Linked DNA regions of Homo sapiens: region 1 is linked to region 2. A link is a loop called in an ENCODE intact Hi-C map of the cell type or tissue named here. Cell type or tissue: CD4-positive, alpha-beta T cell. All regions are shown on one strand.

Region 1 (2,500 bases), 600 kb before region 2:
GGTGGGAAGAGGCACCTGCTGCGGCTGCGGCTGCGGCTACAGTGTTTTGTGAGCTCCGAGGAGACCCAGTCCTGCCTGGGGCAGCACATCATCGCTGCTTCTTCAGCTCAACAGTTCGTTCATCTCACGCCTCTTGCTGGCCTGTTAGAAACTGGGAGTCGGCCTCAGGCTAGCTTTGCTGAGGGAACTCTGCCTCAGTAAAAGCGAATTCATGTCTTGCAAGCGGGTAAAGCATTTGGATAAATGAACAACAGGGAATGCTACTTGCAGTAACAGTTTGAATTCACTGAAATGCTTTTGTCTTTAGCGCAGTGGTTGTAGTGGTTTGTCAGGGGAGAAGGAAACCCACATCATTTGAGCACCTGACCTTGCCATCCCCGTAGGCAGGTCCATGAGACATAAGTGATGCTCCTCCTTGGCTAAGTGCATGGAGGAACCAATCGCTGAAGCTCATGAAACCACGAAGATGAGGACACAAGAACTAGGTAACGCGCTGTGCCCTCTGCTAGCGCGATCCTTCCTTTCTCCCCACAACCAGCGGTCACCCACCTCTGCCTGCCCCTATGTCTCTGGCTCCCCCACCCTCCCTCCCAGGTCTTCAGCACTTTCCTCTTCTCGTGACTCATCTTGCATCTACTTCTTGTGTATCTTGCATTGGATATGCCAAAGTTCTTTCCTTTTTTGTGTTTTCTTTCTTTTAATAATATAAACTCCAAAATAGATTGTTTGATTCTTTTCATGTGGAACATTTAAAATATTATTTGTGCTTTATTACTTCTGAGAGTAATTGATTCTTTAAACATTGTCGGAGCTGTTAGTGTTGGTTAAAAGTTCATCTTCAGATACGGAACTGAACACAGCCCTGCTTCATTCACCGAGTTGGTTTGGGAGCAGGTGGAGTCATCTTAGTTCAAACCCCATCAAACAGGAGGCTGTTGTCCCGGCCAGCAGGTGGCGCACACCGTCAAGGTTTGTTTGGTGGATGGTTGAAGACAGTTTAAGAAGCCCAGCATTCGCTTCTATTCCCTTTGTATTTTCTCAGCTGAATTAACACCTATATTTCTGAGCTATGGTTAAGAGGGACAGTGTGACATAAATAACAAAAACACATTTTGCCATTTGGAATTTTCACATGCACTTATCTTAACTCCCCAGATCTTGAGATTATTTCTCTCAGATATTTTCTTTTGCTAATCTTTACATGAGTAATATTTTCAATGTGAAGACAAAGATATTCTTTCTACATTCCTTGTCCAGCATTATGCACATGAGGTTATATAATATTTGCTGATAGTTAATTAAAATCAACACATCTTTGGGATGGGCCGTAGGAGCGTAGAGGTAAGGAGATTGGGATGAAAAGGAAAGAAAAAGCTTCCAAGAGTAATTTTTACGTAGTAATTACCACAATTCCCATGGCCCAGGACTCTAAACTCACCAAGTCAGCGGCCGTGGAAGATCTAGACTGATGGCCACTGTGGGACACGAGCTTATGAAAGACGAATGTTGGTGGGACAGATCATAGCACTTATTCATTACTGATAACCACATTCGGGGATGGGAATTTGGACCTGATCTACTCAGTCAGTACAATTTTGGGGGAAATATCACAGCCAGTGTCGAGAATGCCATGTAGGCGATAATCATATGATAATTCTGAATTGGAGAAAAAATAATGAAACCACAATAATCAGGCTTTACATCATTTTTCATCTTGGAGCTTTTGTGTTTCCATAAAGGTAGAACAGGCACTGAGCGAAGGTTGTGCCATCACCACCTTCCCCGAGGCCAGCCAGAAGGAGCCGAGCATGGATAAGAAGGCGACCATCATCCGGTTTTCTTTTATTTATTTATTTATTTATTATAATTTAAGTTCTAGGGTACATGTGCACAATGTGCAGGTTTGTTACATATGTATACATGTGCCATGTTGGTGTCCTGCTCCCATTAACTCGTCATTTACATTAGGTATATCTCCTAATGCTATCCTTCCCCCCTCCCCCCTCCCCACGACAGGCCTGGGTGTCTGATGTTCCCCTTCCTGTGTCCAAGTGTTCTCATTGTTCAATTCCCACCTCTGAGTGAGAACACATCATCCGGTTTTCTAATGGTGACGTGAAGAAGATCAAACCCAGTCGGAGAGTGGTGTGTACAATGGATCTTTTTTGAAAAAAGATCTGTCTTTTTTTAAAAGAAATCAAAACTAACTCAGTTATTAGGAACGATTTTGCACATCTGTACCCCCTTTCCTCTGGGTGTTCAGGATGGGTTGGTGGGGACGAGCAGAGCACAGGCTGTGGAGGCGGGCAAGGCTCTCTATGAGCCAGGCTGTTCTGCTTCCTCGGTGCACTCAGGCAAGTGAGACCCTGTTGTCAAGACCCTCCGATCTGCACGGTGACACAAGAGTGCACCAGCACCCCTCCTGGCTCTGAGTTCAGTCATTGTTTTCAGCTTTTCTAAGCCTCTGCAAAATGTGGCTGATAATTAGGACCTAAGTCAA
Region 2 (2,500 bases):
CAGTGTGAATGCACTAAACGCCACCTCATCATTCATGTTAAAACGATCAATTTTGTTGTGTGAAATTCACCTCGATATAAAAAAAATTAAAACACAAAAACAAGAAATCTAACCTGGAAGATTACAGAAACGGAAAATGCCCCCAGGACGGTCTCAAAGTCAGTGCGGGGACTCCATTCTCTCTCTTCCAGTCCTCCTCATTTCTGGAGCCTGTGGGTTAATCCTTCCTTCTTACAACTCAGCTTTTCGTTGAACCTCCTTTTTTGTTGTGTTTTATCCACCACTTCTAGTGGGTGTAGCGAGATCATTCTCTGTCATTTCTGCCTGGCGTCTTGCTGGAAGTAGAAGTCCTCTAAGCTGTACTTTCTCCACGTATTTTTGCATGGACCTGGCCCCCAGAGCCGGATGGTAGAGGAAAGAGTGGTGAGCGCCCCAGCCTCCTCTCCAGCACCGCTGTGGCTGGGGAGAGGCACACACCCTCAGTGGCTTTCACAACCACCCTTCCCAGTGATCAGATAAAGCCAGCAATGCCCGCCCTCACTTCCAGTTCTGGCCCTCCACGCGTGTCTGTCTTCCTGACTGTCCACAGTGGTTCCTCCATCGCGAGGACATTATCCTTTGTGTTGTGTAGTCCTCTCTGTGCGCCTTTGCCTGCGCTCAGTCTCTGCCCCTTCGCAGTTCCGAGCTCCAGCCGTGGAATCCCAGAGCTCAGGCATGTGGGTCGACAGCATCGTCATGTGTCTGTGTGTGTTTCCACCGCGCTTTATCTAGAGAAGATCCCCGGGCTGCAGCCCTGAAGCCAGCAAGCGTCTGAAAGAGACGGTTTCTTGGCTGATGCTGCAGCCTCAGGTAGCTGATACTTCAGAACTGACAGAAATCCAAATAAAGCTGGCAGGTGTGGGGAGAGCTGAGCACCAGCGGAGGGAGAGTCGGGGGTCATGGAAACCAAATTCAGCCTTCCTACAACGTGGACCCTGTGTAAATTAGCATTTTTCTTCTTCCAGGAGCACATCAGTAAGATTAAAGAAAACCAAGGCCTATATTTTGTTTGTTATAACAAAATGTAACAAGTTTCCAGGATTTCATTGGCTGCACGCGCCTCGGAGTGTTCTCACTTGCTGTGTCCTCTGCTGCCATCTAGTGGTAGACGTGCAAATTTGCGAGGGAAACTTTTGGGCACTTAGAGACTCCCCCAAAACCAAAGGTGGAGCTCCTGAGGGCTGTGCATAGTGCGAAGGGGCCGGGGGTGGGGGGGGCTTTCAATGAGTGTGTATTTTTTGGAGGAAGGGCCCAGGGTGTTTATCAAAGCCATCAAAGCCATTTAAGAATCAAGACTGCCCCCCAAAGTCTGGGTAAAACCGTTTTAAATTAACCATTTTGGTAACTCCCACGTGATTTCAAAATGGTAAAATCGTAAAATTGGTTGTGTAGCCTAATTAAGTATAAGAAACGGAACTCTGATGATGCTGAGCGCAGGTGCAGGCTGGGCAGGTCACATTATCCTGTGTAAAAATATCCGCAGTGCCACCTGCCGTTTCTCCTCTGCCCTCCCAACCCTAAAAGCTGGAAGACGGGGCTCATCCAAAATAAAGGACAGCTCAGAGCTATTGAAGCACCTGGGGATCCGACTCCTCAGAGGTCACAGACAAGAAGCACACATGCCAGCGTTCTCAAAGAAGGGCGAGATGTTTTGGGGTCCTTTATGCTGCTGTAATCTGGGAACGCCTTAATTTTCCCCACATCGTCATCATGCTGATGTTCACTGATGGCTGCTGTCTGCTGGGAGCCCAATATGGGCCAGCTCATTTCTTTCTCCCACCACCCCTGTGTAAGGGACTGTCTTCCTCAATTGTACAAACAGGGAAATTGGGGCTGAGGAGTCCAATGACTTGCCTAAGTTCTGGTGCCAGGAAATAAACCCTGGCTGGCTGCTTGGGAGGCTGAGCTCCCTACCATGGTCCGTAGCATCTTGGGAGAGCTTAGCCACGTGGTGCTGGGATGGGTGCAGCAGCAGCAGGGACAGTCACAGCATTCTCAAAGACCCAGAATAACCAACGCCGGGACGCTCGCTGGGTAAAGACGGCTGCACCACTCCAGCCACAGCACCACTTGAAAGTGTCCAATTTTCTAGAATCCCATGCACTAATTTCACTGAGAAATTCATAGCTGATATCGAGTCTATCAACTGCCTGACCATGACTGTCTAAATGTGTCTTTTGAGGAACGTGCACAATCTTCAAGACATTCTGTCATCTGGTAAGCAGGGGTGCTGTGAGCACACGGAACACCTTTTGTGTTATAAAATTTGGCTGGCAGCTTTACTTGCAGTCCAATCATAAAAGACCCCTGAGGATCAAATGAATCTTGGTCATCCAGACTATGACCCCAAGTGCCGTGAAAGCGATGGTGCCTGCCTTTCACATTTCTCCCACAACACTGGGTCACTTTCTAGACTTAAAAAAAAAGATTCAATCCATATTTTTTTCCAAAAGGTTGGCGA

The links. A loop is a pair of places that touch in the nucleus more often than their neighbours do. Peaks named below come from ENCODE experiments on the same cell type or tissue, not always from the same donor. Only the 100,000 strongest peaks of a DNase experiment are listed, where the experiment ranks them.
Region 1: a loop joins it to region 2, with 13 times the contacts of the local background. A loop is called at or near these places in 4 of 110 quality-filtered maps.

What each region holds. Positions count from the first base shown.
Region 1 is chr6:167,370,451-167,372,950 of GRCh38, reverse strand. No RefSeq gene overlaps it. Among named protein-coding and RNA genes, the nearest start is that of TTLL2, 47 kb to the right of the region's middle. In CD4-positive, alpha-beta T cell, CTCF peaks have their summits at 886 and 1,145; no DNase peak of the experiment used is centred here.
Region 2 is chr6:166,774,008-166,776,507 of GRCh38, reverse strand. It overlaps a transcript of RPS6KA2 not described here. Among named protein-coding and RNA genes, the nearest start is that of RPS6KA2-AS1, 130 kb to the left of the region's middle. In CD4-positive, alpha-beta T cell, CTCF peaks have their summits at 928 and 1,130 (motif pointing left); a DNase peak (open chromatin) is centred at 1,137.